3 separate regions of the Mus musculus genome follow, and regions 2 and 3 are each linked to region 1. The links are chromatin loops, found by intact Hi-C in ENCODE. Cell type or tissue: heart. All regions are shown on one strand. Each heading gives the region's core, and the rest is flanking DNA. Links, peaks and the distances in the headings are about the cores only.

Evidence for each region. Hi-C counts contacts between places; a loop is a spot of excess contacts. Peaks named below come from ENCODE experiments on the same cell type or tissue, not always from the same donor. Only the 100,000 strongest peaks of a DNase experiment are listed, where the experiment ranks them.
Region 2: it touches region 1 in a loop (8-fold over the local background); 24 of 42 quality-filtered maps call a loop at or near these places.
Region 3: it touches region 1 in a loop (2.3-fold over the local background); 6 of 42 quality-filtered maps call a loop at or near these places.

What each region holds. Positions count from the first base shown.
Region 1 is chr3:130,756,447-130,764,270 of GRCm38, reverse strand. Gm43522 (a long non-coding RNA gene) reads right to left here and starts at 3,981. Exons shown (of 2, transcript XR_003954554.1): 1 at 3,843-3,981; 2 at 3,219-3,473. In heart, for the core only: a CTCF peak has its summit at 3,334; no DNase peak of the experiment used is centred there.
Region 2 is chr3:131,235,979-131,242,390 of GRCm38, reverse strand. Hadh (hydroxyacyl-Coenzyme A dehydrogenase) reads left to right here. Exons shown (of 8, transcript NM_008212.4): 6 at 1,382-1,454. Among named protein-coding and RNA genes, the nearest start is that of Hadh, 33 kb to the left of the region's middle. In heart, for the core only: a CTCF peak has its summit at 4,441 (motif pointing right); a DNase peak (open chromatin) is centred at 4,380; H3K27ac peaks cover 312 bases.
Region 3 is chr3:130,816,565-130,822,976 of GRCm38, reverse strand. No RefSeq gene overlaps it. Among named protein-coding and RNA genes, the nearest start is that of Gm36443, 16 kb to the right of the region's middle. In heart, for the core only: a CTCF peak has its summit at 4,115 (motif pointing left); a DNase peak (open chromatin) is centred at 4,076; H3K4me3 peaks cover 899 bases; H3K27ac peaks cover 962 bases.

The sequences.
Region 1 (7,824 bases), core at 1,327-6,326:
ATGGTCACAAGTCAGCATTCCGCACCCTCTCCCACTTCCTCCAGCTCTTACATTCCTTCCACCCTTCCTTCTACAATGTCCCCCGAGCCTCTGGGGTGGAGATATGGATGTCCCACTTCTGGCTAGCATTCACCCATCTCTTACTCTCATCATGATAGCCGGGTACTACTGACCACTGCAAAAAGAAGTCTCTCTGGCTACGGCACACAGCAGCACTAGTCTGTGGGCACAAACCCAGTTATTTAGAAGGCAGTTTGATGTGATCATCATGTTCATTCAGCAAAATAGCGGCTTCTCCACTAAGGCCTATGATTCTCACAGCCGTGGGCTTTGACCACATTTACAGCACTAGAGGTGAATTCTCCGTTGTCAATCAGGCTTCAATTCCCATTCGAAGCTGGTTGGTTAGCCCTCTAACAGACTGGCCACCATTGTGCTGGTGAGCAGGTTGCCTGGATGATTGGTAGTGTTGCATCTGGGGTCAATAGCTGAGTAAGACAATTGATGACAACCATTCCCCTAAATCTATAACACCTTTCTAGCACCATGAGGACCACTCAGCAATAAGGAAGCCTTTAGCCTAGTTCCAGTTTGGTTGATTTATCTGTGTACTCCGATCAACACATGTGATGTCTTCAGCGACCCAGTCATACAGTCTGGTTCTTGATGGCAACCAAAAGCAGTTTCAATCACTCTGCACTGGGGGATGGGGAAGGTGACCCCAGGATCTCCCTAACCAACAACACATAGGGCGGCAGTCCACTTTTGGCACTGGGATTTTCACTTTATAACCCACGTCCTCTGGAAATCTCCTTATCTACTGAAGCAGGGCACCTCTGTTCAAATTCTTCTATCTTATATTGCTTTTTAAATTAGCTTATCAAGCATCAGATTTCCTTGTGGCATTTTTGTGCATTGTTGGTTTTAATTGACTCTCCTGTCCTTCTCCCAATCTTGCTGTCCCTAACCTGTACTAAAACCTTCCCACTACTCCCAGGGAAATAGGAGCTTTTGTGTTCCTATAGCTCTTCATGAGAGAGATAATCTTGACTCTTTTCTCAGGATTCCAACTCTAAGACACTAGGAAAAAAAAAACCAAAACTCTGAAGCTGATGAGAACATCAGTGGGTGGGGAGGTGAGTAAGAGGAGAGAAGAAGGTGTTTCACAGTCGGGGGTGAGTGTGGTCATACAGAGACGGGCACCTGCCAGAAATTTGTCTTAAAACCTATACTACACAACACAAGAGGGAACCATGTTGTAAACTATGGACTTAGGGTGACAAGAAGGTGTCAGTGCCAACACTGATGCTATCAGATAATCTGTAAAGGACACCAGTAGTCAGGAAGGTTGTGTGTGTGTGTGTGTGTGTGTGTGTGTTGGGGATATGAAAGAATTTTGTACTTTCTGTTCTATTTTATTACAAACTTAAAACTTGCCTTAGAATAAGGTCTATTTTTTAAAAAAATATGCCTTTAACATAAAAATGTTCCTGTTAAATGGAGTCTTTTGTTTCTTTCATGGTAAGACTCGTGGGTATGAGCTTAACTTGGACAGATTCAAACTACTGGCTTTGTCACGACCCACTTCTGATCACAATAGCCTAAAGATCACTTTATGCATCTACTATTGGTTGTGTTTCTTCCTGGCCATGTCCTACTTAAAGGTGAGTTTTCATCTGAAGCTTCTTGGAGGCAGGTGAAATCAGAGGAAGTTCCAATCACTGGCAACACTTGAGATATTTATAATCCTTTCTGTACCCACAGGTGGCGGGCTAATTATTTACCAAGCAAGTGGAAATGATGCCCACGGGTGAGGGTTATGACAGAATGGATACATCAGTTGGGGAAAGGCTGGGAGCTAGCCAGAGCTTAGGGACTCTCAGGAGCATCTTAGAGTGGCTCTGTTTTAGTCTCAAGGAAGAACTGGACCATCTCGTTACAAATGACACATTTTCTACTAAAAAGATCAAAGGGGGGGGGGGGCTTCTGTAGCTAGTCCCCCAGTTGATTGCGCATCTCTAACAAGCTGCAGAGAGTCCCTGAGTAGGAAGGTTCTTAAAATTCCAGCACAGAGACTTAATGGAAGGAAAAGATTATCAGGGTTCCACAAAGGCCTTCAAATTTCCCAGCTGAAACATTTTTGTTTTTTTTTTTGTTTTGTTTTTTTTTAAATTGGAAATGATAGTGATTTTACGAGTTTTGCTAATTAGAAGACCAATTAAGCTGTGCCTTAAACATTTTAAATAACACAGCAACATCTGGAGTTCAGATTGTAGCCTCTTACCGTGTCATTCCTCGGACATTAGTGGCCTGGCTACATCCCAGAATCTTTCTATGCAATTGTACTCGTATGTAATGACGCTGGCTATGGCCTGCTCTCCTTGGAATGTTCACACAATGACATAGAAGGCTGGAGACGCCATTAAAAGCCAACATCGAGGACTACAGTCACCCAAGAAGTCAGAGTCTAATGTCATAAATGTTTGATGTCTCTTCCACAGCATACAGCTAATGAGAATATTCTAAACTGCTCCCCAACTATGAAAATTGGGGACATAAATCTAATCCCATCATCCACTTATCAAGGGCTTCACATCACACAGGCAACCAAGACCAAACTCCCCCACGGTAACCTTGAGTTGATAACACAGTGCTTCCGGCTCAGCCTCCTTCCCTGGGTCATTTCCCAGGCCCCAGCGCTAGGCCTGTGCGGTGCCTGGACTCTTCTTTAACCCCTCTTACTTCACCCGGTTAGTGCCTAGTGGTTTCCAGATCTCAGCTTCAACGATGCTTTGTCGAGGTGACTTTTTGCTGTATAACTGTATGGACGTTGGGTTACTGTCTCACGCTGCAGGCTACACATCTGCTGCTCTATGTCACTAGCTAGTTTTCCCAGAAACTGACAATGCTCGGGCCCGGAGGCAAGAGCTCTAGTGTTTGCTCTGTCAATTTCTTTCCCAGTAAGGAGGCTTAAGCTGCTAATAATAAAAATGCAAGAGGAAGCGAGATTTCTGGGCAGAGTTCTGACGCTCTGACTGGGGAAAGAAACATAGGTCGTGGCCCCTGGTAAAGAGGAAGAAATAAAAAGGTTCCCCGGTCTTCACAGACCACCTGCGCATCACACACTGGATTCGCTCTGCGAGACTCGGGCCTGGAGAGACAGAAATTACACGCGGGAAGGAAATACTGATATCCCCTTTACACAATGAAAAAGTGACTTTTCAATTTTTTTCTCTTTCATTTCTTTTTCTTTTTCTTTTTTTAAATTGTAATTTAAACCAAAGAAATATGCCAACGCCGTTGTCCGTAGTTTCTTCCCCGTCCTCTGGCGCCCTCTATCGACAATTTAATTCTGTGAACCCACAGTGACTCCTTTTACAGGTGGGAGAAAGGCGGGGGTTCCTCCACAGACAACTGTGGTGGCTTTAGCTTTGGTCAGGAGTCTTCCATCCAACTTGATGCGGGCGGTTATCCTACAAGTAAGCTTTTATCACCACACCGTCTGGCATCTGCAGTGAGCCAATTTTAGAACGCAGATAAAATGTACCAGACCTTTCAGTTCCCAAAGAGCGTTTTACTTAAATGTTTTGGTATATTCCAAATATCTTTGTTATGGATTGATAATTTTATTCCAAACACATGACCCACTTCTCAGGGAAAAAATGACTAAACCAGTTTTTAAGAGTAAATAAATTGAAAACAGAAGCACAATTGTTATGCTAGAAACCTATTTTAAAAAAAAGTTGAAAAATCAAAGCAAATAAAAATATGAGAAAATGTCCTAATATGAATTGATTGTATGCATTCCGTTTTCAGTATTTTTTTTTAAACAAGAAACTCACCCAGAACACAAGAAGAGCCTTAAGACTGACTGCTTTAAAGTTCTCCATGAGGGCTGGAGAGATGGCTCAGCGTGCTCTTCCAGAGGTCATGAGTTCAATTCCCAGCAACCACATGGTTGCTGCAGTGGGATCCGACGCCCTACGGTGTACTCATATACATAAGATAAATAAATAATTAAATAATAATAATAATAAATAATAAAATAAATAAACAAATAAATAATTAAATAATTAAAGGAACTCTCCAGGGTACCCCCAATCTGAGGATAACCAAACCACCTGCAAAATTCACATTTTTCTCTCTCTCCCCCTCTCCTCCCCTCACCCCCAATTAATAGTTGTTTGAAAGTGTCTCATTCTGTAGCACAGATTTATAGCAATTCTCCAGCCTTGGCCTGATTTCCATGTGTTTGGATTATAGCTTACAGGCATGAGTCAGCACCCCAAACTCAAATGATCTAGTAACTATATATTAAAAAAAAATAGAAAAAGGATAGGTGGTATAATCTTAATAATCTATTTTTCTTGAATCTGTATATTCCATAATTTCAATATGCAATCCACACAGAAAGGACTAACAAGAAATTTTATGTTCTTTCGTCAATCTGTTATCGAAATCTAGGATGCGTCTTATACCAATAAAGTGTCTGAATTTTGTACACTAAAGTTAAGTGATTCAAGTGAAAGGTGGCTTGACAGAAGCGGTAAATTTGGCTTGAGTAGGAAAAAAATACTTCCATTGCTTTGGTTTTGAGATGAAAATTGAGTGGCGTTTCAGATTCAGCTCTTCGGTCTCTTTTGCCACCTTTCGATTGTGCGCTAGCTCCGTGAGGCTAGCTGCCGCAGTGTTGGAAGGGGCCGCTCCAGCACAGTACCTAGCCTGGGCTCACTTCCGGTGGTTGCCTGTTCGAAGTCTTCACTATTCAGAATCCATCCCCCAAGAAGGTACGTGACCTTGAGAAGTCATTGTTCTCTCTGGATCCCACTTCCCTCCTCCTCCTCCTCCTCCCATCTATCCATTTTTATTTTTCAATCTCACACACCCTTTAATCCAGCCCCCTGCCCCAATTTCCAGGAAGAAAAGGGTACCCTGTGCTTGTCCTTACGCCAACAGACCTTCTGTGGAGCATCACTGTCATGCAGACTTCAGGGCACAGTCAGTGTTAGTGGCCCCACCCCAAAGGTGCTCCTAATGAAGACTACAACGCATAAGGGGGCTACGCTTGAGTAATCGAGTCATTGCAGTGGGTATGTACTCGACTCCTCGCGGCGTTATTAAAGCAGTTGATTTAATTTAGCAAATTCAGTTCCAAGTCCCTGGAGCCACCTGCTTGGCTTCATCCCAGCAAGATATAACTAGAGAACTGAAAGGTGACCTGGGCTTGGGCACGGTCTAAATCCCTGAGGTAGTGGCGCTAAAACTCACCCACCCAGGCTCTCTCAATCGAGGCTTTATTTGTTAGAAAAGTCAGCTGAGGGCAACGTGCTTTCATGCGCTCAACCTGGATGCTTCCGAAAACTACAAACGCTCTTGCTGAGCCTCGCCCGCCCGGCAGATACCCACCTGCAAGTTGAAAGCCCGTATAAAGCCATTTCCAGAGACCGCAAAGCAATCAGAGTCCCTGCTGGCTTCCTTGGTGATGTCGCTTTCAACTCACCGGTCTAAGTGTGGCCCATGGTTCTCAGAATAAACCCATTTCCACCTCGGCCGCGGAGACCTAAAGTTCACCTACTGCCTTCAAGTCTGAGAATCCGACCCCATACTGGTCCCATTTGCTAATGGTGGCCACAGACCTGTCTCTCCGAATTCCGTCTAATAAATAAAGCACTCTGGGACAAAGACGTAGCTATACATTTCACTAAGCCCTGAGGCTATTTAGGGTTTCTCAAAACTCTAAAGCGTTCTCTCTGCCCCACATAGAAGCTATTCTCCGCAGTGAAATGGGACAACGGCATCTCAAAAGAAAGCATTTGATGAGCTAGCTGGTAAAAACACAGAAATGATTAAAACAGAGGCAAAGAATCCACATATTGCTATTACCTTAATGATTAAAACATGCAGCTCATTAATTTAATCTGACAGTGGACCCTTTTGTGGGCAGACAATTCATATGTAAAGTCTTACTGCAGCTGAAGAGGCTTGGCCCATGCCAAGCCTGGCTTCCCCAGTTTTCTTTTATTAGCGAGAAGCCACCGGTACAATCCAAAATGATTAAAGCAATAGAGATTGAATTGCAGACAAAGAACTTCAGACTGGATCAGGGAGGGGAACTAAAACCCCCAAACAAGTACAGAGCTCAAGGGACTGACGATCAAAACATGCCGGGTTTTTTTTTTTTTTTAAAAGCTGGAAAATTCAACATTCCAGTTTATAACATGGTAGAAAAATAAAAACCTGACATCATCTATTAACACCCACGCTATTTCTCTGAGAGGAATTCCTTCAGGGTCCCTAAAAGAGAGGCTTAGCATCACTGAGTCTCGGAGGTGGAAAGGAAGCTAACAGACAAAGATCCTGGATCCAGCTCCCCTGGGCCATTGTTACTCTTTCTCATGATACAAGAAAAAACTTTTTAAACCTTGCATGATCACCAGGTTGACAGTAGCAGCCAAACACTTAATCACGAAACACAAGAGGCGAGCAGAATTACCACAGCATAAAAGTCACAAAATAATTGATCCTGGGGCCCCGGGGTTGGCACAGAGCCAGTAGCAGTTGGGGCTGAAGCACAAGGCACCGATGATGTCCCCACCATGCAATGTGTAAAGGTGCTTGCCTTCCTTGAGATCACACAGCCTAGCCTGGCCATCATAGCCTCTAGAGGCACAGAGGGACCCAGCTGGAGAGAGTCACTGTGTTCAGGTAGCCAGTGTGGCCAATGTGGTTGGTCTTTAGCTTGCAGTTAGCCAAATTCCATACCCTGACCAGCTTGTTCCATCCACAGGAGATGATGACAGGGCTGCTGCTGCACTGCAAGCAATTGTATGTCCAGTAATAAAGCGATCAGTGAAAGGCTGCCAGCGGCCTGGGTCTAGAACCACCCATGCTGGCTCTTTGTTGGTATGTGAGCTTTGTTCATCCAAGAAAAAGAAATAACTGAATGCTGACTCAGCAGTCACTAAGGGGTTTGCTTTAGGGTGTTTTGTTTGTTTGTTTGCTTGGTTGTTAGTTTTTATGTTATAGGAGGGCCCTATTTCTGATTGGTATGTCCTCTGGCATGGGAGATTCTGTTAGAGGCTGTTGATGCCCAAGAGAACATTTAACACAAACACTGGTCGCCGTTCAGAAAGTCTTCACTGAGAACCCTCCTCGTGACCTGCATTTTAAGGTGTTTTATCATGCCAGGGTTTACAGTTAGGACTGTTCCCTGGGGACTAGCAGAAATTGTTCGGCTGCTGAAGACAGCGACTTCTTCCTGATGCGTTACCTGGATTTAGAACGCTTCCGTTAAAACAAGCTGTCTCCCCCCGGCCTCTTTGAGAATGGGTCAGCCAGCTCTGAAGTGGTCAGAAGTCCCAAGGACTCTTTCAGGCTGCTCTGTCATGTGGACGTTGCCTAAGTGGGTTGCCACATACCATTACAACCTTAGAGTAATCAACAACTTTAGAGTAATCAAATGAACTACCATAAAAACATCTGAAGCTGCCTTGTTATAGACCCAGAACAAATTACCCTTACTTAAGATGGAGTTTCCAGTGTGTGTTCTAATAGCCTTTGAATCCTGTCACTGAAATTTACTGCAAAAATGATTTTTTTTTTGGTCTGGTACAGTTTAGGATTATTTGAAAGCACATTTGCTCACATAGTTTTCATCTTGTTACTGTACTGGTTTTTTTTTTTCTCTTTCTTTCTTTTTTTCACAGGGTAGTCATATAAGTACTATAAATTAAAGAGTCTCCATTAGCTGGGCATGGTGGCATAGGCTTAGATTTTTCAAACCTTACTTTAATAAGTGTTCTTAACTGCTTTAACCTCCCTTCT
Region 2 (6,412 bases), core at 1,413-6,412, 480 kb before region 1:
ATCAGTTGAGCTCTGGGGAAAAGCGTGCTCTAATAAACACATCAACCAGTAGTGCTCCTGTGTACTTTCAAGTAACGAACTACACATGGTTGGGTGTGTGTCCTGCTGCAAACAGCTGGAGACACTATAGACCCCCCCTTGCTGCATCTAGAACATGTAACATGCTGAACATTAGGATGGCCGTGACTTGAGCTTTCTCCTGGGCCGATGGTACAGTTGGATGCCCTCTGTCCCTAAGAGGAACATTTTGTTACCCAGTATATAGCTATATCCACTATCTGTTACAGAAGTATTTCTGATCCTTGATCTTTGTGGCTGCATATATTATTTGGAAATCCCTCCTCAAAAGCTTGAGTAACTCACTCAGAGAGGCTCCCAGAAGGCCTCACTCGGGATATCACACTCTCTTGGCCCTAAAGTTACTGCCTGCTGCCCTGATGAATGTGCGGGTCCAGGAGAACCCCAACTTTGTGAACTTCCACGTCACCCCCACCCCAGGCACTGCCTTCTTACGCTGCTGTGCTTTGTAATACAATCACTATTTTCTATCTTAATAGAGAAGCAGTAGGAGAACACGCCCACTGGTGTGACTAAACTAAAATATTCAGGTGATTTAAAAGAACAAGACAAAACTAGGTGTTGTTTTGTTTTGTTTTGTTTTGTTTTGTTTTGTTTTAAGAAGACTCCCTTCCTGACGTGTGTCCTGAACCCATGAGTCAGCTCTCTTTAGCTACTGGGCCCTCTACTGCCTAATGGCTTGTTCAGAGAACAAAACTACCCTTTGGTTTTTGCTTTGTTTTGCTGGTTTTGTTTGTTTTTGTTTTGGAGATTCAGTATAATACTGAAGTCAAACTTCAGAATACTTTAGAAAGCAAACGAGCGACATCAACCACAACGGTGAGATGTCACGATGACCTATTTGTCAAGCTCCGGACAGTGCAGTGCTCGTGAGCACAGAAAGGCTGTGAGGTCAGGCTAACTAGCTGGGCATCTCTGCCCTGTGGAGATAGTGGCAGGCCCTGTCTTAGGTATGCTGAAGTGAAGGGCCATTTGGACCCTGTTGCCACGGTGGCCAGTTTGTGTGTCGTGCGGTTGGGTTAGCTTAAAGGTACCCAGAGATGTCCCAAGGGTGGCTCCGGGGAGCCTGGCAGTGCCACTCCTTGGTGGAGTGCGTAAGACTGGAGCGACTCCTGACAGGGAAGAGGAGGGCAGGAGAGGGAAGATGCCTTACAAGACAGAGTAAAGAGACTTCAGAACACATTTCAGAGATGGGGATGACAGAAGCGGGGCCGCGGAATCCGGGGTAAGAAGGAGAGGTTCATACCGAACAAAAGGTAGAGCTCAGTGAAGCCCCTTACTGTCTTTCTCTGCCCTGCAACAGGACACTCCTGGATTCATCGTGAACCGACTCTTGGTGCCATACCTCATTGAGGCCGTCAGGCTACACGAGCGAGGTACCTGTCCCAGGCCAGGCGAAGGCCTGCAGCTCTTGGGCTATGCACAGGAGGTGTGGGCTGTGCAGAGCCTGGGAAGGGGCTTCTGCCTTCTAGCTCTGAAGGACTAAGCTCAGCTTTGCCCTGGCTTTAGGAATTTTTATCACTGGGTTCCCAGGGTCCCAGACCTCCCTGTGAGCCTCTGACACAGTCCAGCAGCAACTTCATCGATGATGCAGATCTTCACCCCTGCACTTCTGCCATTAGTTAACAGTTTACTATGGGGAGGGTGGATGGGGAGGTGACTCGGCTGTTGAGATGTGCACTGCTCTTCCATAGGGCCCAGGATTGCTTCCCAGGGTTCATGTTGGGCAGCTCTCAGCTTATGCACACACATACAAGATGCATGTTACACACACACACACACACACACACACACACACACACACACTACTAATAGTAAGTGTTTCTTGCTTTTGAAATAGATAGTAATGGAAAAGTTACCAGGAATGGGAAGTGAATGGCAGGGATAATACATGGTAAAGCCGTGGTCCGGATTGAAAAAAATCAGGAAGAATTGGTTTACACCTCATGATCTGACATGTGCTCCTTCTCCTAAAAAATTATTTGTGTGTGTGTGCTCATGTGTATGTATGTGTATTGTGTGTGTGTGTGTGTGTTTATGTGCTTGTGTATATGTGTATTGTGTACGTGTGTGTGTGTGTGTGTGTGTGTGTGTGTGTGAGTGTGTGATATACACCTGCATATCATGTCATGGCACATGTGTGCAGATGAGAAGACAGCTTTGTGGGGTTTGTTCTCGCCCATCTTTGTTCAGATTCTGAGGGTCAAACCCAGTCTCCCAGCTTGCATGGTACCTGCGTGCTTTTACCTGCTGAGCCATCTGCCTGGCCCTACACTGTCCCCTTCGAAGGTTGATAGAAAATGACTTTGCCAGATATAGAATCAGAACCCTTGAGACGTGGTCCCTGTAATGTGAGGATGGATGCACACTCTCCCTGCCTGACTCTCCCTGTTTCTGACGGGGAGAGTGTGACGTCTACACTGCAGGCAGACAAGCTACAGGGACCCGGTAAATGCAATCGCTGCTGTCGGTGTGAGTGACTTTGTTACAAATACTCTCAAGAGTGACATTTTCCAAACAGGGCATTTACACCAACTCTCCCCAGCAGATGAAAGCACGTTTGCCTCCTCGAAACCGGCTTTAAATATTAAACTGGCCTCCCTGCTTTATGGAAGCCGTCACCTACTTTTACTCCAAGATCAAACCAATGCTTCTATGTTTACCTTCAACAAATGTGCCCGATCACACCTCAGAGAAAATCTGTGGCATTTTGGCCTACCCTGAAGACATTTGGCTCCCCTCCCTCCTCCCTCCCTCCCTCCCTCCCTCTCTCCCTTAAGTGTAATGTTTCAGAATGTAGCGCCCCTTCATGGTGTTTTCCCTCTGAAACACCCTGTCCTGTGACACCACTCCCAAGTGCCAAGTATCTGGTGCTAAGTTGAAGACCATTTTCTTCATGTCCGTTGTCCCTCGGTGTTACCAGCCACCTTCTGTGCTGCCTCAGGAAAGGCAGGACCTGGCCCCCCAGGGGATGCTCTCAGTTTGCTCTTGCTGTTTCTCTGGGTGGCCTGTGGCCTTTCTCCGTTGTACATTTCTGGATCCTGTGTCAGAACATGGGTCTGTCCTGGAGTTGCTGAGTGTCATGTGGGTGCGTTTGCAGATCTTACCCTGTGGTCTGGACTCCAGTGTAATGTCCTCTTATAACGTCCCTTTGTCACTGGGTATTCAGTTGGCCAACTCTGAGGCGTGCTGAGACACATGCCCACTTTTTTGGGTTCTGCGTTTTCATTGAAGCCTTTAGATACCCCCTCTGTTGGTTGCTACCTGTCACCTTTGATCCCTCGATGTCAACGGTGTTCCTCTTCTCTCCCAGCCCCACCTCCTCCTACCAGGCCACCATACTGAGGCTCGGCCACACAGCTATCCTGGTCACTACATGCTTTCTCGGGTCTGTCTCCTACACCATGCTCGCCAAGAAAGTGGAGGACCCTGTTCCCTCTTTTTGTCCGTGTTCCCGGCTGGTGCGCTGGCTTTGTTCCCTGGCTCCTTTAGGGAGAATCTTTCTGTCCCGGCTTGTGTGTGTTTGTCCCTGCAGTTTGGTAAATGCTGTTTTGGTGGTAGAGCCGTCTGATGGTAGAAGGATGTCTGGGAGACTGAGCAGCTGCCGAATATCATGAGTGCCCACTGCACCTCTCGCACCCTGTGTAGAAAGTCTGAGCTCTGACAGCCTCCTGCAGTAGGCCTGCTTTTCACAGCGGTGTGCTGTCCCTGGCATCATCACTTGATGGGTACGGTGACGCCCCAGCTCTGAGGGCAGAGTAGCGTAGGCTTGGGAAGCTGTCGGCCCTGTCCTGAGCTCGCTCAGCTCTGAAAGGTCAGCGAGGGCGTGTGGTCAGCTCTCCTTAGGACGGCTGTGCTGTAGTAGCCTGGGATGTCATGAACTCACCTTCTTGTCACTGTAGGGTGTCCTAGGCACGCATACAAAGTGCCCACCCCCAAACTCCATACTTACCCTGGCTGGAGATAAATAGAACACTCTTCCGTAACTTGTGTACAAGCCCTGGCTGGGAACTCTTCTACCTCACCCTAAGATTCTGCCATCACCTCCATGTACATCATTCCATCAGAGCCCCAATGCTGTCCCTGAGCTCTAAACTGGGCATAATCCGCCATTGCTCTCTCTGATAGCTCTCCTAAGGGCCGTTTGCCTCCCTCCCCTATGGCACGCCACATCTGACTTCCCAGCTGTCGTCTTTCCTGGGGCATGATCAGAGTCCTCATCTTCATGTCCCCAACAGCTCACTCCAGACAGAGTGGGGATTTAGCCGCCTGTCAGGAAGGAGGGTCTGTCTGGCAGGGCTCCGCTCCTTGCTGGTTGGTCCTTGTAGCTGGAGCTTGTAGCTGGTAATGTTGAGACTGACCGGCAGGTGGTGCCAGAGATTTAGACAAGGACTCAACGGTGGCTGCAGGTCCCTGGTCTCTAGCCCCAAGCCTCCAGCCATCTAGGTTTGGAGGGTTTTGTTGTTGTTGTTGTTGTTGTTGTTGTTTTGTTTTGTTTTGTTTTGTTTTGTTTTTTGAGGAAACTTCACCTCATTGTCCTGAGTAAAGTTCAGGGCCACAGTATGTACTCAGGGGAGGTAAAGAGAGTGAAGCGGAGGTCTGTGTGGCTTTTTTGTTTGTTTTTTAAATGGAAGGGCCACCAGGTTCTCAGACAAGTACTGGGCATTGCAGGAATTTAGGTTTAAAGCATGCTATGTGTAACTCCCTCTTGGCCAACGTTTTGTATCTGTTGCTTTTCTATATTTTTCTCTTTGCCTATTTACTCTGATTTGCTTACGATTTTTTTTTAATTGTGTTGACTTTGTATAAGAGTACTGATTTTAAAAAAATACTTTGTGCCGTTCAATAATTTTGGAAATAGTAATAATTTTCAAGTGAGGATCTGAATTGGGAATTATAGTCTTGCCTTTGGCTCTGACTATGGGTTTGATTAAATGACTTTAGGTTAGGTTAGAAGCTGTTAGATTTCTGTCCCCGGGCCGTGTGCATTCTTTTGAGGGGACACTGCCTTTTTAAATGAGCTGTCAGTGTGGCTCTGACAGCTGTGGAGAGACACAGCGATGATGGGTGTTCTGGCTCTTGGGCCTAGCTGCTTCTGTTTCATGCGCTGCAGGGTGGGGTTGGGGGGTGGGGCGTGGGGGAGAGGTTCTGATTGGAGCCATGTGACAGAAGCCTAGAATAAGGCTAAGGCTTGAAGGTATAGGAGGGCTACTGTTCCAGGCCCAGGCCACGGCTTGCAGGAAGCAGACCTGGAGCAGGAGCCTGTAAGGGGGTTACGTCTGGCATCTGGAGGCCACTTTAGCATCGCGCGTCTCCACATCCTGAACAATGTGTGTGCGAGCTGTGGAGTTAGAGCCCGGTCTGTACTGCGCGTACCGGCTCATGTCCTCTGCGCATGTGCTGTAGTGTCTGTCTCCAGTGCCCTTCCAGCTTCCTTTGGGAGTCTCTGCACCCTTCAGAACCCCGGCCTCAGAGGCAGAGGACTGAGCTGGTGAAGTCTGAGTGCTTCTGTTCATCTTTGCCTGCACATCGTGAGCTGGTTTGGATGCTGCAGTGCTTGCCCCCCACCCCCACCCTGTTATGTCACCAGTAGCTTGAACACTTTGCCCATGTCTCATTGCAAGTGTCTAGTGGCCGGTACATAATAGATCTAATACTTCAGTGACGGAACACTTGCTTAGCATGCGCGTGACCCTGGGTTTGATGCCTCACCCTGCCGGGGGCTCAGGAGGGAGAATGGGGTGTTGGAGACCACGGGTGAGGTTCATGTGTGTGACTATTTTTTTAAGGCCCACTACCTTAAATTCAAAGTGTGATTTCTTAGAGGCTTCTAATTCCAATTTCTTAAAGATTTATTTATTTATTTATTTATTTATTTATTTATAGTATCTCTTAGAATAACAGGAAGGAGCTGGGCATTGTAGATGAATACTTGTGAAAACTGCTCTCAGTAATGCACAGCAAGTGGAGCATGGTGGCTCTGTCTGGGCTGTCCTTACGCGGGTGCCTTGACTGTGAATACAGCCCCAGTACAACATTCCTTTGTAAAACAGGAAATTAAAAAACAAAACAAAACATATGCAACACAAACAGAAACCTAAGCATGTGTGAGTTTTTATGTGTGCATATATATATATATGTGTGTGTGTGTGTGTGTGTGTGTGTGTTTGCACATGTGTGTATATGTGCTTATGTTTGTATGTATGTGTGCATATATGTACATGTATGAGTGTATATGTATATATTTATATGTGTATATGTTTGTACGTGTGTACATGTATGTGGGGTGGGTGTATAGTTATGAAGCCCATTTATAAAAGAACACTCTCTAGTA
Region 3 (6,412 bases), core at 1,413-6,412, 59 kb before region 1:
AACAATGTCTCTTCACAGCAATACAACAGTAGCTAAGATAATAATCAAACCTGATGGCCTGAATTCCATGCCCAGAACCCATGTCTGTCTGTCTGTCTGTCTGTCTGTCTGTCTGTCTCCCTCACTTGCTCACTTACTCACTCACTCACACAAATATTAAGTAAAAAAATAATAATAAATTAAATTAACAAAAGAATCTGTGGTCTACCTACACTTTTACCATAAAGACAAAAAGCGAAAGATGTACGTGCTTATTTAATTTTATGAAAATAACTCAATTTGCTTATTTATTTGATAATGCGTCTTCAGTCTTTTCAAAGTTGGTTTATATTTTGTTTTTACAGTATTTAATGTTGAGAATACCATTGCGCATAAATGTCAGAAGTCTATTTGGGGCCATTTCAGGATTTGTTAGAAATTCTGTCCAAATTCAAACCAAAATTTGTTGAATGACTTGTTTGTGAAACCCCCAGCAACAAAACACATGGTCATTTTCAAAAACCCAAACATTTCAATACACTGCAATCCAAAGATATCCTAAATCAATTCTAATGTGCTCAGGAATGGTGGTAGGAAAACATCAAAAGGTTTGGTTTTCATAATTAAACCATTATGTTTCCTTAAGGACAGACAACTGTGTATTCAGTGAAAACTACAATTCCCAGCACACAATAGTCAGGAGACTGAGCGGAGGCATTCTTTGGTGAGCATTTGTCAGCTCTGCGTGTCTTATGGTGCACAAAGAGGACACATTATGTGTCTGGCAACATGGCGTGGGTGAGTGCCACCAGGAGCACCCTGGTCCCATGCTTGATTTTTGGGTCTAGAATTCAGAAACCTCTTTTTTGCTGCCATTTTTTTCCCAGTCCTCTATAACATCAGGAGCCTCACCTCAGGGTATGACCGACAGTTGGAGAAGTTGGAACCCAGACGGGTTTCTCAAGCCTCTCTGTACTCGTAATTGTTTTAGAAGCTTTAAAGATATAGAATTTTGCCAGGCATAGTGGTATACACACGTACATCCAGTACATGGGTGGCTGAGGCAGAGAGATCATGGATTTGAGGCCAGTCAATACTACTGAGTTAAGACCCTGCAGGGTAGGCTGAAGAGATGGCTCAGTGGTTAAGAGCATTGGCTTCTCCTTCCAGAGGTCCTGAGTTCAATTCCCAGCACCCACATGGTGGCTCACAACCACCCATAAAGAGATCTGACGCCCTCTTCTGGTGTGCAGCTAGAGCACTTATATACATTTAAAAAGCAAAGAAACAAACAAACACCCTATAAAGTAGTGGTTCTCAACATTCCTAATGCTAATACCCTTTAATACAGTTCCTCATGTTGTGGTGACACCCAACCATAAAAGTTTTTTTCATCTTGGGGCTGGCAAGATGGCTCAGCGGGTAAGAGCACTGACTGCTCTTCTGAAGGTCCTGAATTCAAATCCCAGCAACCACCCGAACAGAGATCTGACACCCTCTTCTGGTACTTCTGAAGACAGCTACAGTGTACTTATGTATAATAATAAATAAATCTTTGGGCTGGAGCGAGCAGGGACTGAGCAAGTGGAGTTGACCAGAGTGAGCAGAGGTCCTAAATTCAATTCCCAACAACTACATGAAGGCTCACAACCATCTGTACAGCTACAGTGTACTCACATACATAAAATAAATAAATATTTTTTAAAAAGTTATTTTCATCTCTATTTATAACTGTAGTTTTGCTGCAGGTAGGAATAGTAATGTAAATATTTTATATACTATAAATATTTTATAGAGGTTTGTCAATGGGGTCGCGACCCACAGGTTGAGGACCACTGTTGTGAAAAGCCAGCTATTGATTCCCAGCCTCCAGCCTCCAAGACTCTTGCAAGGACATCTGTTACTTAATTTTTCAGTGGTGACAACATCATTGGGTGATTGCACTGCAGAAACACTATTGGACACACCCCTGCTGCAGCTGTCTTAGAGGTTTCTGTCTAGCCAGTACCTTGATGTCCAATTTCTCTGAGGTGGTTTTCAGGTTTTTTTTTTTTTTTCTCATTTGCTTACTGGACACAGGAATATCATCATATTGCCCAGGCTGGCCGCAAATCCCTAACTGAAATGACTCTCCAGCTTTAGCATCCTGAACAGCCAAGAAGTGGAAATGCCCCCACTAAACCCACTAACAATGGCTTTAAAGGGATTTTCAAATTTCTTCCTGGGAGAAGCCAGCCATATTGAAAACACTTGAGTAGCCCTATAAATAGGCCCAGCTGTGGGGAACTGTGTCCTTCTGCCAACAACCAGCAGGAAATTTACCAGGAATCTAAAGAAACTCCTTGGACGGGGACCATTCTAGGAAATTTGTCACCATTGGATTCCCGACCTAGAAAGACTAGAGTATTCTTGTAGATTGCTAAGGTTTAGACTAACTCTTATGAAGAAATACGTACTTGACTGAAGTTTTCCAGAGCTTCTCTGTTCAAACCATTTCTTCACCAAACCGACCCCACCATTGTGAGCACTCCAGCAGCCCAGAGCTACTCCTGAGAGCACAGTCTAGCTTTCTGTTTCACAGAGAGAGCCCAGTACCCAAACATAGTCTGTGACCACGATGAGCCTTTCCTGAGCCGGGCCTACAGCCCGGGTGCCTCTACCCAGCATCACTGGACTCCAGCTCTGATGCCTCCTGGGTGCTCACTCAGCATGGCCCTGTGTGAAAACGAACCAGAACAATTCTCTGACTTTTACTACAGACGTTAAGTTTGGCGTGTCCCTCCTCTCCCCTCGCCCCCAGTCTGTTCCCACTCTCCTGGCCCTCCCCCCAGAAACACAGCTCACCTTCCCTCTACAGTTGCCTAGAAATAGAAAAAACAAAAAACAAACAAACACATCCACGCATGCGTGTCTCTGCTGCTCCTGACCGTGGTCTCCTTTTCCTGAAGACCCCTCTGGGTTTTTCGTCTTGTTTTTGAGCACTTCCTCCGAATGATTTACCCTGATTTCTGGCAATTTATACACTCCAATTCCCTTTGCTTCCCCCATTCACAATCGCGCCTCTCAGATCGCATGGCACATAAACAATCTTCCATTGCAAACTGCTGCAGTACAGTTTGTCCCCTGTAGGCATCAATAGGAAGTGTCCCGCCAGCCTAATTCTACGCAGGAAAAAAAAAGGGGGGGGGTCATAGATACATAATCTCAAGAAATTCTGCTCTGGTTGGTTTGGCAGTAGCATCTACAGTAATCTCTTCAGTTTGAAGTTAAAATTTGTAAACACCTTAGTGGATTCCACCCCCACCCACCCACAGGTTGTGTCTAAATGAACATCTATGTATCTACATTAATCAAACGCTTCATGCTTTTTTCCCCCCCAGTGAGGAAGTGGATACAAAGTTGACTTTGCTCCTAAAGGTTTCCTTCGCTCCCCTCCTCCACCCCGCCACGCCATGTTTTTGCCTGGCCTGAAATCTAGAACAGCAATGAAGAGCAGACTCCTGGTTTGACAGGATGCATTTAGATAGTTCAGGCAAGAGCAGGCACCCTGTGTTAAAGAGTCCAAAAGGTCTTAAGCAGAAAGAAAAGGCAAAGACTTGTCTCGTGTCACAGGTGCCACCTGTTGTTAGGAGTAGCAATCTATGAGCTCTGCACAGACAACTCCAGTTTCCGACTCTTATAAATTCCCAAGTTCAAATCCAACAGCCTCCAACTCTAACCCACGGGCGTGCGCCATGCTGCCAAAGGTAATTCAAATTTCTCCCCTTCAAGACCGCTTCGCCCCCAACCCCCACCCTCTTCACCTGGAACAGACAATCCGCGTATTTCAAAGAGTTCCTTAGTACTGAACTGAGTACTCGGAAACTCACCCACCAGTTTACATTTTAGGCTACTGAGCCTCACTCCTTTTACTGACAGACAAAGGAGAGGGCCACTGACGATGTTTACCCACCTAGGCTCGTGTTTGTCTAATGTTTAAACGGGCTTTTGTTATTATTAGACATTCCTGGACAATCGTTCTCAGAGCATCAAGCACACAGAGCAAGGAATCAAGCAAGCGATGCAGGTTCCGCGGTGGGGGAGGGGAGCCGAAAGGCGCCAAGCCGCGCCTCCCTGCTGCTTAGCACCATCTAGTGGCGGCTGCTAGTTCGACTTTTGGAACGAGAGCTCCCAGAGGACTTCGTAAAATCCAAAGGCTGTTTTCCTCCATCCTGGCGCTCTTCACCTTGTGTGTACTGCACACACACACGTATATTTTGAATTATACACAACAAATATCTCACCTTACTATTTAATAAATCCTTCCTTTGTCTCTGTACTGGGATATCTTACCCCTTAATCCCCGGACCTGTAGGCAATGAAGGCAGATGGTTTTAATATTATCAAAGCAAGCAGCGCTAGGAAATGCTCACAGGGGATATGCCTAATTAGATGCTTGCTGCCAGCCCTGACAACTGTAGTTCAATCTCTAGAATCCACATGATGGACGGAGAGAACTGACTTCCACAAGTTGTCCTCTGACCTCCATTCACACACACACTCTCTCTCTGTCTCTCTCTCTCTCTCTCTCTCTCTCTCTCTCTGTCTCTCTCTCTCTCTCTCACACACACACACACATTATTTTTAAAGATCATTTCATTCTAATTTTTAAAAATTTTAATTTAAAAAAATACTGAAGAAAATGAGACTCATATATCTCTGGAGTTAACTATGAATTTTTTTTTTAATTTCTAAACAAAGTCATCAGGCTCAACTGTGCCATGAGAAACTATTGGCACCCACAAAAAATAAGGAATAGTGAAGGCTCAGCTCTACTGGTACAACAACCCAAGCAGGCACCATGTGGCCTGCTCTTACAACACCGTGATGACAGTTTAACTTCATGACTAATTTATAATATACAAGTAGCTACCTTTTACCAAGTATAGATAAATGCTAACTGGACAGTCTACCTTTAAACTTACCCACAGAACGACAGCTGATAGGAGCTGAGAAGCGAGCTAGCTTCTTCATTATCCAGAACATTCTAATCCAGTTCTAGGATGGCAAGAGGCTCCTGAGAGTTAACAGTACTTCTACATGGCTGCTTTCAGCCTAGATCCTGGGTCAAATACACCATCAATACACCATGGTCATGACTGACTGTGACCCTACTTCCCAGGGTTGGCTCCCAGCCTGTGGAGTCTGGTGTGCGTCACTCATGAGCCCTCCAGTCAAAGCAAGACACAACATCAGATATGATGCTGTATGCATCAGATATGTTGCTGTATGCATCAGATATGATGCTGTGTGCATCAGATATGGTGCCGTATGCTTATATGCGTGGCACAGGAAGGAAGAACCAAGTCCAAGGCCAGCATAGCTACAAGACAAGACTGTGTCTCAAAAGCAAACAATAAACAAAGAATTGAAACAGGACATAAAATAACACAATCAGGTGAGAAGCTAAATATTTAAGAATCATTTTTTTCAAGCTAATAAATAGTAGAAACATCAAAAAGTCCAAGTCAATAGTATGTTTTTATTAATATTTATTAACACCAAGTTTTCAATAATTTTCTACCTTCCCCTTGTATATTCTTTGGGGGGGGGTTGTTTGTTTCTGTTGTTGTTTTGTTTTATTTTGTAGCTCAGTCTGAGCTTGAATTCATAATCCCGCTGCCTCAGCCTCCCCAACACTGGGATCATGGACCCATTAAAGTCTGTGGAAGCCTCCTTTAGCTTTTGTTCAGCATTAAAGCACATGGTTTGGCTGGAAAGGAGAATAGACACGTTCTATGGATGGAAATGTGAACTGTCAGTGGGAGTGACCTCTGTCTTCTGAAGGAACAAGACAATGTGGGAGGACCCAGGCGTTATCATCTTGAAGGTGGTTTTGGTATCCTCAGCAAAAAAAAAAAAAAAAAAAAAAAAAAAAAAAAAAAAAAAGGAGTGCAGCAAAAAAAGGAGTAAAAATTTGGGACACTTAACTGGGTGGCCTTGGTAACAGTTTCCTTGTAATACAGTTAAGTAATGACCAAGTCATAGGACTACCCGAGGGGCCACGGACAAGCTAAATGCAGCGGGTTTATTATGGTGTCCGTTGGTTTCTGCTGTTTTGCTTTTCTTATGAATTATTTTTCATCAAGCATTGGCAGCAACACTAAGACAAATACAAAAATAGGATGCATTAGAAAGCTCAGTGATTGAGAGACATCGCCAGGCTTGCAAGCCATGAGAAGGCACTCACACTCACACACCGACACTTGCCCTTACCTGGGGGGGGGATCGTGGGAGACAAAAAGAGAGGGAAGCCAACATAAGAAGCTCTCGCTTCACTAAAGAGAGCCATCTTCACTCTAAACCAGCCTCGGTGCCACAGAACGGAAGGTTTAGAGACTTATGCAATAATTACTCCAACCTCTGAAAAACATGGCAGGAAATGTTATTTCAG